2 separate regions of the Mus musculus genome follow, and region 2 is linked to region 1. Evidence: chromatin contacts called from ENCODE Hi-C or POLR2A ChIA-PET data. All regions are on one chromosome and are shown on one strand. The core of a region is the stretch at or near the end of the contact, and the rest is flanking DNA. Distances in the headings are between cores, read along the strand shown. Region 1 holds the start of Toe1 (target of EGR1, member 1 (nuclear)). Region 2 holds the start of Urod (uroporphyrinogen decarboxylase).

Region 1 (5,245 bases), core at 47-2,546:
GGACCCACGCAGAAATCATACACGGAATTAAAAATAGTAACAAACCTTTTTTGTTTTTGTTTTTTGGAGACGGGTTTCTCTGTGTAGTTCTGGCTGTCCTGGAACTCACTTTGTAGACCAGGCTGGCCTCGAACTCAGAAACCCACCTAATCCGCCTGCCTCTGCCTCCCAAAGTGCTGGGGCTAAAGGCGTGCGCCACCATCGCCCACTACAAATCTTTTTTAAAAAGTCAAACTAGCCGGGCGTGGTGGCGCACGCCTTTAATCCCAGCACTCAGGAGGCAGAGGCAGGTGGATTTCTGAGTTTGAGGCCAGCCTGGTCTACAAAGTGAGTTCCAGGACAGCCAGGACTATACAGAGAAACCCTGTCTCGAAAAACCAAAAAAAAAAAAAAAAAAAAAAGTCAAACTAGAGTGGTTGTGCACACCTATAACCCAGCACTCCAGGTGTGGAGATTGCTTTTTGTTTTGTTTTATAGAGACGAGAGTTTCTCTGTGCAGCCCTGGAGCTCACTCAGTACACCAGGCTGGCCTTGAACTCAGAGATCCGCCTGCCTCTGCCTCCTGAAGGATGAGATTATTGTCAGGCACCATCCCACCCAGCCTGAATTTTTAAAGATAAGTTTGAAGCCTTTTATCTTTTAAGATAAGGAGAAATCTAGGTCGGTGGAGCTAGAGAACACTTCCTAGGATGGGACTGAATTCCGACATTGTTACCACCTACAGGTCAAATTAAGACCTACCAAAACCTTAACTCAAGTGCACATTAATACTTGGGTGAATTATCTTTAAAACGTTCCTGGTCATTTTACCACTTATCTACCTGTGTCCTGTAGAACGCTTCCCTCTCACTTCCTTATCTTTCTGGACTTGTGTCCATGCTCAGGACCCCTTTACTCGGCCGTGCACCCCTCTCTCCCGAACTCCTAGGCTTGCTTTAGCTCAGCGCAGGAGGCATTCTTTCCCCAACCCAGCGCCGAGAAGCCTGCGCTGCCCATGCCAACCCTGAGTTTGTGTAAGTGAAACGATCGGCTGTAATTTTAAGATTCCACGTTCCCGCCACCACAAATGAAAGCACAGATTACCTCCTGCGCAGTCTCCGACCGGCCGCTCCCAAGAAACCCCGAAGGGGGCGTGGCTTCGGTCAGTAGGACCGTCCAGCCAATAGACACTCAGCGCGCGCAAGGCCCACGCTCCGCACCCCGCCCGACCACTCGGAACGGAAGTTGACCCTACGGGACCCAGACGCCGAGACCCCGCCCCATCCTAGATCCGTGTCGCTTCTGGAGACGAAGCGGAAGTCTCTGCGTACCTCCAGAAGGCTGGCGAGGGGCGTCATGGCCGCGGACAGTGACGATGATGTGCCTCCAGTTCCAACGCCCTCTGACGGTGAGCGGCTCCCCAGGGATGGCCACAGAAGCCTAAGGGGTCCTGGGGAGGGAAAAGCCTCGGCCCGGTAGCTCGGAGACAGGCCTGTAGTTCTTCTTGCCTCAGCTATCTTAGACTACAACTCCCAGTGTGCAGCGCGTGCAACTGCAAAACCCGAACTGTTGTAGAGTGGAGCAGTGAGGTGGGATGGGTGGTGTGTTTTGGACGGAGCCGGTGGTTGTCAGTCGGTAATACCAGAGTGCGTAGTCGTCCACAGTAAGTGGAGCTTGGGTTTAACTTTGGAGCACTCCGGTAGCTGTTGAGGCATCATGTATATGTGGCTTTATGGGATCGGTTTGTGTTTGAGATAGGAGCATGCTCTGTAGGCTAGCCTTGAACTCGTGGTCCTTCAGCCTAATGCTCCCTAGTCCTGGGATTACAGGCTGGAGGATAAAGAATCCTCAAAGGTTATCTAGTCCACTTTTCTCCTGATCATGATGCAAAAAAGAAATGATTTCCCAGTCCCACATAAAGGCACTAAAAGACACAGATGCCCTTTTTCCAAATTTAGGGCACTGCCCATTTCAGAGCTTGTGTTTAGAGCTGGTAGATGTAAAATCTTTAAGTGAAAGCTTGTCAGTGGGCACCCCTTTGCCCACATCTAGCTTGGTGTTTGCTCCACAGGGACCTTGTGAAACCATCTAAATCCATCAACGCCCTTATCCCCAGGTGGTGTCAACAAAAACACACAACCTGCAGAGGAGTTTGTGGTTCGGGTTCCTGTGGTAGACGTGCAGAGTGACAACTTCAAGGAGATATGGCCATCACTCTTGCTAGCCTTAAAGACAGCTAGCTTTGTGGCTGTGGACACGGTGAGGAGTGGGAGGAAGGGAGGGCAGGTGGCTGTGAAGTGTTTGGTGATGGGTGTGGAAAATAACCACACTTCCTTTACCCACCCATAGGAGCTGAGTGGGCTCGGGGATAGGAAGAGTTTGCTGAACCAGTAAGTATAAGCCTTGCCTGTGATCCCAGCTCTAACAAATATGTAGGTCTCAACCCAGAAGCTAGGGACTGCCAGCCCTGGTAGTTTGGGTTCTTTGTGAAACTAACTCATGCCCAAACCCAACTCTAAGGTGCATTGAGGAACGTTACAAGGCCGTGTGTCATGCTGCCAGGACCCGTTCTGTCCTGTCCCTGGGCCTCGCCTGCTTCAGGCAGCAACCAGATAAGGTAGGAATTACCTTCATCCCAGGTCTGAGGGAGGCATGGGGCCTGAGAGTTGAGATCTTAATGGTGGAAATTTTTCCTCCCAGTTTTTGGTAAAGTAGATCCTCATGTTTTTCAGGGTGAAAATTCTTACTTGGCTCAAGTGTTCAATCTCACCCTGCTATGCATAGAGGAGTACGTTATAGAACCGAAGTCTGTGCAGTTCCTGGTACAGCATGGCTTCAACTTCAACCGGCAGTACGCCCAGGGTATCCCCTACCATAAGGGCAATGACAAGGTAGCTCTCCAGCTTCCTCTGGCCTTGAGTTCGAGTCCCGTGTGGTTTATTTCTTGCTTGCATAGGCCTGGGGGGTGGGGGGTGGGGGACATGTGTGTGACAAGGCTCGAGAAACAAGACCTTTGTGGAAGGGGCAGGGCGGGGTTAGATAATGAGGCGGTGCTTCCCCAGTGGGAAACCTGGTTAAGTGTGCTGACTGGGTGCTGACTGGGCATCGTTGTCCTTCCCCTTCCACCTAGGGAGATGAGAGCCAGAGCCAGTCGGTACGGACGCTGTTCCTTGAACTGATTCGGGCCCGACGGCCCCTGGTGCTACATAATGGCCTTATAGACTTGGTGTTCCTGTACCAGAATTTCTACGCGCACCTGCCTGAGAACTTGGGGACCTTCACTGCTGACCTGTGTGAGATGTTCCCAGCAGGCATCTATGACACCAAATATGCCGCCGAGTTCCATGCCCGATTTGTAGCTTCCTACTTAGAATACGCTTTCCGGAAATGGTGAGAACATGGTTGATGGGAAGGGGTGGGGCCTGGCATGAGCCTGTTTCATTCACTTATTTATCTAGTACCTACCATATGCCAGGCACTGTTTTTAGGTGCTGAAGATTCAGCAGTGAACAAAACACAACCCCCCCTGTTCTGGTGGAACTTATATGCTAGTGAAGCAATACCTTCTTGCGCTGTTGCAGTGAGCGGGAGAATGGGAAGCAGCGGGCAGCTGGCAGCCCACATCTTGCCCTGGAATTCTGCAGCTATCCATCTAGCATGAGCGGGCACATTGACTACCGCTGCTGTATGTCCCCTGGGACCTGCCGTCGTTCTCGTACCACTGGCATCTGTGACAAGTTCTCGGTGAGTAAATGTCCATTTCTTGGGGAGGGAAGGCTCTGATGTATGGAGCCCCTTCTTACACTTTTCCAACCTCCAGGCCTATGGCTGGTGTCCTCTGGGACCACAGTGTCCTCAGTCACACGATATTGACCTTATAATTGACACTGATGAGGCTGTGGCAGAAGATAAGCGGCGGAGACGGCGACGTAAGGACAAACGGAAGAGGTCTTTACAGAGCCAACCAGGGACACAGACCCTTGCGGAAGCTGAAGATGGTCCTCCCACAAAACAGGTCTGTGAAGATAGCCTCGAGACTGAGAAAATGGAACAAAAAGTGGCAGAAGGTGAGGCTGGGGATCAGCCTGGCTCCAGGGAAGGTCACACAAGTAGCTTGGAGATGGCACATAGGAGGACAAGTGCTGAAACAGCTGATGTGGCCACCTCAGAGCTGCTGGTGAACCAAGCCAGCACTAACCCCGTGCCTGGGGACGGACTGCATCGTGCTGGTTTTGACGCCTTTATGACAGGCTATGTGATGGCCTATGTGGGCCTGAGCCAGGGACTTCAACTCTGCAGCTCTGAACCTTGGCTTCCTGAATGTCACAACAAGGTATATCTAAGTGGCAAAACTGTACCCCTCACAGTGACCAAGAGCCAGTTTTCCCGTCCATCCAAAGCCCACAACCAGAAAATGAAGCTGGCTTGGGGCAGCAGCTGACTCCAACATCTGCCTGGTAACTAGGCCCAGGGAAAGAAGCGAAGAGTAGGAGAAGAGATGTTTGGCAGAGTGTAGTGGCTTGTGTTGGTCATTCCAGGAACCTAAGGGCTAAGGCAGGAGGACTGTTACAAGTTCATGGTCTACATAGTCCCAAGTCACCCAGAGCTATACAGCAAAATCATATTTCAAAAATAAGTCATTTGAGTCTTTAATCTAATTATGTCACATTTAACTGCTACAGAGTTGTCGAGCAGGTCCTGGCAAACACTGACTACTTCAGTACTGTCTTCTTTTGCAGACTCAGAGGCCTGGGTACAAATAAGGCTAACTAGCACCTGCAACATCAACTTTATTATTTTTTTAATCTGAAAGTGTTTTGGGAAAAGTTTAAAAAAAAAATCAACAGAAATATGAAAATATTTGACCAACTTCATTCTTTGGTTATTTCTTATCGCGGCTCTTTAAGAACAGACTGTTCCCAAAGCTCCAGCTACAGGAGGAAAGAAAATCAGTCCAAGTATAAACCATTAACTAAAGGGTTGTATCACCTGTTGACACATACATAGAGCAGGCCCTAGGGCCTACAATACCAGCCCCACTCCCAACGCCAAGGTTGAAAGTCTTGAGGCAAAACATTAAGACTCCTTTATAAATATGAAAATAGATTAATCAACTGGAAAAGTCTTTGACTAGGTTAGCTAAAAGATCCTTGACCACCACATTGCCTTGTCCCCCTTGCATAGAGATGTAGTGATGTGGTCTGACATACAGTAAGTGCAAACCGCAATTATTCAAGTGTCTGAGACACACTGGCAAGAGGCATCC
Region 2 (4,949 bases), core at 2,040-4,539, 190 kb before region 1:
TTAGCTGTCCTGGAACTCACTTTGTAGACCAGGCTGGCCTCGAACTCAGAAATCTGCCTGCCTCTGCCTCCCAAGTGCTGGGATTAAAGGCGTGTGCCACCACGCCTGGTGCCCCAACTTGCTTTTTGGTTATGATGTTTGTGCAGGAATAAAAACCCCGACTAAGACACGAAGCTTTACCCTAACTCCAAGTCCACTCTCTTCTCTCCTCTCCACATTATCAGCCTGCCCTCACCCATATCCTGAAACTCCTTATAGTCCTGAGCCCTACCTCGACACTCAACGATTCGGATCTCAATGATTGGAAGGTGGACGGTCATGTCCTCTAATACACAGACATCCCCGATCAGGGTCCTAGGAGCCAAGTATAAAGCAGTTCAGGTATTTGCTGCCACAGGCCTTCAGGAACCTCTGGGGTTCCATTCAAGCTAAGCTTGGTCCCGCCCCCGCCCCCAGGACAGCTTACTCACTCATCAATGTTCACGTCACTCAGCTTCTTCAGGTTGTCCCCTTCACCCCCATAGACTACTACCCGTTTCGGCATGAAGTTGTCATCTGTGGTATCCACTGTGAGTAGCAGCTTCCTGAGGACCCAGAGTATGTATCTGAATGAGTCTCTAGGCACCCGCAGCACATGGCTCATCCACCCTGTCATGCCCAGAGCCCACTCACTTGACAATTGTGCCTTTCTTCATGGTAAGCCGTACCCAGTGTTGGCACTGGGACCCATCACTCTCCCAGTAGGTATCTGCGTTGCTATCTGTCAGGCAGGACACATTGAACTCCTCCTAAGGTAAGGGCAGAGAGGTGCTGTCACACTGGGCATGTGTGTTGGGTCAGGGAACAGAAACAGCAGAGTTGGAGTGGGTGTGGGATAGGAAGGGTGTCTGGGGTCCTTAGAGGGGTTCCAAGGGTAGTGGGACTAAGTATGGTCTATGGGGACATGGGTTTGGCCCTAGTTTGGTGATGGGAGTTCTGGACCTAGCATTGAGGGATGTGACTGTATCTAGGCACAGGAGGAGTCCAGTACCCACCGTATAGGAAGAAACATCTATGCTCTCCACATACTGCTTCACACTACCCAGGTTCTCATCTTCTTTGCCCAGGTGGTCATATAAGAAGTGGATCAGGTCCTCGTCGCACTCATATGTCCATGTTGGGGGCACATAGCTAAATAGCCCCAAGCCCCTAATTAGGTTGGATTCAGGCCCTGCTCCCTCCTCTCCCACCCCGTTCCAGATAACTCACAGTAGCCTTTGTATAGCTTCTGTATATGCCTCTGCTGGCTGAGGCCTGGATCCCAGGCGATGTGAATAGGTCAGGTCCACTACCTGTTCCCATCTGTAGGCACAGAGTGGAGTAAATGAGGAGGGAGGTACGGGGAAACAGGACACCACCTTCAGGATCTGGAGCCTTGGAGTTCTAGCTCCAAGCCTAGAAGCCTCATCCCCCTTCAGGTCTCATCTCTGCCAGTTCTTACCCCACCTCCACCCAAATCTCTCTCTCTCACACAACCCAAGGTTTAGATTTTGGTTGTGTTTCGAAACCCTCCGCATCCGCCAGACACCAAATAGCGTCCTTTGAGTTGCAGGACCTGAGCACCGGCCGGTAGTCCACGCCAAATAGCTGCTGCTGCCGCTGCAGGTGGTCGGGAGTGTCAATAGGTACAAGGCGGGCTCCGCCCTCTGCTGGTCGACACACTAGAAGCCAGCCTTCGTCCAGACTACAGTCACTCAGGTGTTCGGCCAGCTGCTCCTGCAGGGACGAGTCAGATGGGGACAGAAATCAACTCAATTGCTCGCCCAGCCCAGCCCGGGGCAAAGAGCACGGAAAGCAATGCCAGCTCATTATGGGATAAGGGGGCGGAACAACCAGGGCTCTGGCTAGATCCAGGGGGTCTTTTGTGGGGTCCCTGCCATCCGGGGCGCACCTTGGTCAACTTCACCCAGAGCCCGTGGCCGTTGCACAGCTCCTCGCCAGTGGTGCGCACACAGGCGCCGCGCCGGAGCTCGATACTGTCACGGGCGGCGCGCAGGGGTCCAGAGCCTGTGCCCGGGGCAGCGCCCACGGCTCCCACACGCAGCCCCAGGCCCTCTGCTTCCCACACGGGCAGCAGCACGCGCGAGGGTCCCGCCGGGTCCTTGTACAGCTTGTAGAGCACTTCCCGCGGCACGAAAGCTAGCGCCGCAGGCAGTGGCAGCCCGGCCCGGAGGCTCCGCGCCGCCTCCGCCAGGAAGCGCACGCGACCCAGGAGCTGCCGCGGGGACTCAAGCGCCGCGCCGGGGCCAGGGCCGGCCATAGCGAAGCCGCTGAAGTGAGACTCGTCCAGGGAAACCCTGGCCGGCCGCAGCCAGGGGACAGCAAGCAGAGCTTCCCACCACACCCGGCCCCACCTCCCACCCTACCTTACCGTATGTTTTAGATTAAATGCACAACCTATTACCACCATAGTGTCAGGTGTTCCTATTTTGTAACCCGCCACCGAGTGCTACTATCCTTGTTCAGTCTTTATTCGACCCACTCTGATGATTTGGAGTCCTGTCTTTGTCTCCCCGTCCCCAACGAATATTACATTTGAAGAAATCTTTTTGTTGTTATTGTGTTGTTTTGTTTCTCTGTGTAGTCCTGGCTGTCCTGGAACTCACTACAGTCTGTAGATCAGGTTAGCCTCAAACTCAAAGATCCTCGCACCTCTACCATCCGACTGCTGGGATTGAAAGCGTGAGCCACCACACCAGGCTTGAGAAATCTTATAAAAATTGTTCAACTATCCTAGGGGGCGTGTGACTAAAATGTTTGGTAGAATGACCCCTTTTCCAGTCACTGATAGGAATGTACAATCGTTCTGGATAGATGCTATTTGTTGTTTCTAATTCCAGGAGACTAATAATCGTTGCCCACTTAAATGCGATTTTGGCTTCCTAGACGATTGCTAGAGCAGTTCCTGTCCTGCTCAGCACTCTTACCACTTCTACAAATTGGTTAGTAGTGTAAATGTAGAGCCTAAAATCTTCGGTTTCTATACAGCTAGACGACATTGTGAGACTCATGGACTGGAGTGAGAGCGAGGCTTGTACTAAGTCTTCTATACCACAGATGAGAAAAGTTTTAACATGTATTGGGAAGTCATTTCTTTGGGGCATTTGCTACTGCGTCGCAACAGTGGACTTTACGGTAAAAAATTGTTTGGGTCCTACGGGCAGCAGGGAGGGCAGCCCCACAGCTGTCACTGGATCGGTCACGTGGTTCTCAATATGGCGCCGCCCAGGGTTCTCTTCAGGAAGGGGCGGGGACTGGGGTGTCGGGGCGGAGCCTCAGATTAAAGCGGAGACCGCTCAGTTACTGTTTACCATGGAGGCGAACGGGTTCGGGTGAGTTTTCTGCTGCACGCGCTTGTGGCTACGTTACTTTCTGATCCGAGTCTTCCAATTCAGGGATATGTCCTTAAACTCTTATTTTTATTGGAGCTCTCCAAGTCTGAACCCAAGTCGCTGAGATTCCAAATCTTGCAGTCATGGAACAGAACCTTTCCCGCTCCCTGCCCCCCCCTCTTCCCGCAGTCTCCATTCCAGGGACTACCGTGCGGGACTGCGTCCCGAGACTTTCTTTCGAGGTGACTCAGAACTTCTAACTAGCACCTGGGACCATCAGCTTTGATCCTTTCTCGTTTTGGGGATCCCAGCTTCTCATGCTTGCCGCTCGGTTCCCCAAATTAACTCCTTTCCCCTAATCCCCTTACTGGATCTTCATTCCACTTCTCTAGTCCCTCCAGTTTCTTTGAGTTTGGGAAAGTGGACAAATGTGTAGGAAAGAGGCCCTAGTGGGGCCCTCCTCCTGGGAGCTTGTGCGCCACTTGATAGAGGGGAGGCGGTGGGCGGGGAGCCATGGTTTGCAAGCTGGTCTGGAGTAGGCAGATAACGGCCTGACTGGACCGGTGCCCTCCCCGAATCCCAGTCTAGCATAATGACATTTACTCCTACCTGTACCTTTCACCTGATCTCCAGACTCCAGAATTTCCCGGAGCTGAAGAATGACACGTTCCTGAGAGCAGCCTGGGGAGAGGAAACAGACTATACTCCCGTTTGGTGCATGAGACAGGCAGGCCGCTACTTACCAGGTCAGGGGCAAAGCTGTGGTCTAGATAAAACCTGAAATTCTAGATGGTGAAGATAGGAGAAGATAGTAACTTTGGAAGACCTTGTGGCTGAGTCCTGTCCTCCATCTCCCCTTGTAGAGTTTAGGGAAACCAGGGCTGCCCAGGACTTCTTCAGCACCTGCCGATCTCCCGAGGCTTGCTGTGAACTGACTCTACAGGTGAGGGCCCCACGAACCAGGGTGGGGTTCATGCCCCCAGTGTGTCTCCTTACTAACCTACTTGCTATTCCCTGCAGCCACTACGAAGGTTTCCTCTGGATGCTGCCATAATTTTCTCTGACATCCTTGTTGTACCCCAGGTACTCAATCCTGATCCTGGATTGTGGACTTTAAAAAAAGAGGGGAGAGGGAGGAAGGCACTCATTGGAAATCCTCTGTCTTGTCAGGTTTAAATACATAACGGGGAAGCGGCAAACGCTAGGGATGGAGTTTGCAGGAGGTTTTAGTCTTTTCTTTGTTGCATACGTTGAACAGAAACCTCTGAGTTCCAGGCTGTGTACCCATATATTTTATCCCCCTTAAGGCATTGGGCATGGAGGTGACCATGGTACCTGGCAAAGGACCCAGCTTTCCAGAGCCATTAAGAGAAGAGCGGGACTTAGAGCGTCTACGGGATCCAGCAGCAGCGGCTTCAGAGTTAGGCTATGTGTTCCAAGCCATCACCCTTACTCGACAACGGCTGGCCGGACGTGTGCCACTAATTGGCTTTGCTGGTGCTCCGGTAATGCGGCCAGGGGTGTGGATGGGAGCATGGAGAGGTCAGGCTCCTAGGTCTGGAATAGACAAGGGATCCT

Evidence for each region. A loop is a pair of places that touch in the nucleus more often than their neighbours do. ChIA-PET counts read pairs that join two places held with the same protein, here RNA polymerase II (POLR2A).
Region 2: a loop to region 1 is called in a map of heart, with 3 times the contacts of the local background. The contact joins the promoter of Urod here to the promoter of Toe1 in region 1. A Hi-C loop is called at or near these places in 1 of 37 maps with a recorded cell type or tissue (heart). POLR2A ChIA-PET finds 5 or more read pairs at or near these places in 4 of 5 experiments (Patski and embryonic stem cell).

What each region holds. Positions count from the first base shown.
Region 1 is chr4:116,803,610-116,808,854 of GRCm38, reverse strand. It overlaps Toe1 (target of EGR1, member 1 (nuclear)), which reads left to right and starts at 1,296. Exons shown (of 8, transcript NM_026654.2): 1 at 1,296-1,387; 2 at 2,096-2,238; 3 at 2,329-2,369; 4 at 2,500-2,596; 5 at 2,712-2,870; 6 at 3,110-3,369; 7 at 3,561-3,723; 8 at 3,800-4,852. The coding sequence starts at 1,336. The coding sequence ends at 4,420. It overlaps Mutyh (mutY DNA glycosylase), which reads right to left and starts at 1,121. Exons shown (of 16, transcript NM_133250.2): 1 at 1,084-1,121. It overlaps Tesk2 (testis-specific kinase 2), which reads right to left. Exons shown (of 11, transcript NM_146151.4): 11 at 4,607-5,245.
Region 2 is chr4:116,992,753-116,997,701 of GRCm38, reverse strand. Urod (uroporphyrinogen decarboxylase) reads left to right here and starts at 3,289. Exons shown (of 10, transcript NM_009478.4): 1 at 3,289-3,371; 2 at 4,005-4,117; 3 at 4,235-4,314; 4 at 4,392-4,454; 5 at 4,679-4,876. The coding sequence starts at 3,352. It overlaps Hectd3 (HECT domain E3 ubiquitin protein ligase 3), which reads right to left and starts at 2,368. Exons shown (of 21, transcript NM_175244.4): 1 at 1,931-2,368; 2 at 1,595-1,755; 3 at 1,249-1,341; 4 at 1,035-1,170; 5 at 673-788; 6 at 471-584; 7 at 272-354. The coding sequence starts at 2,299.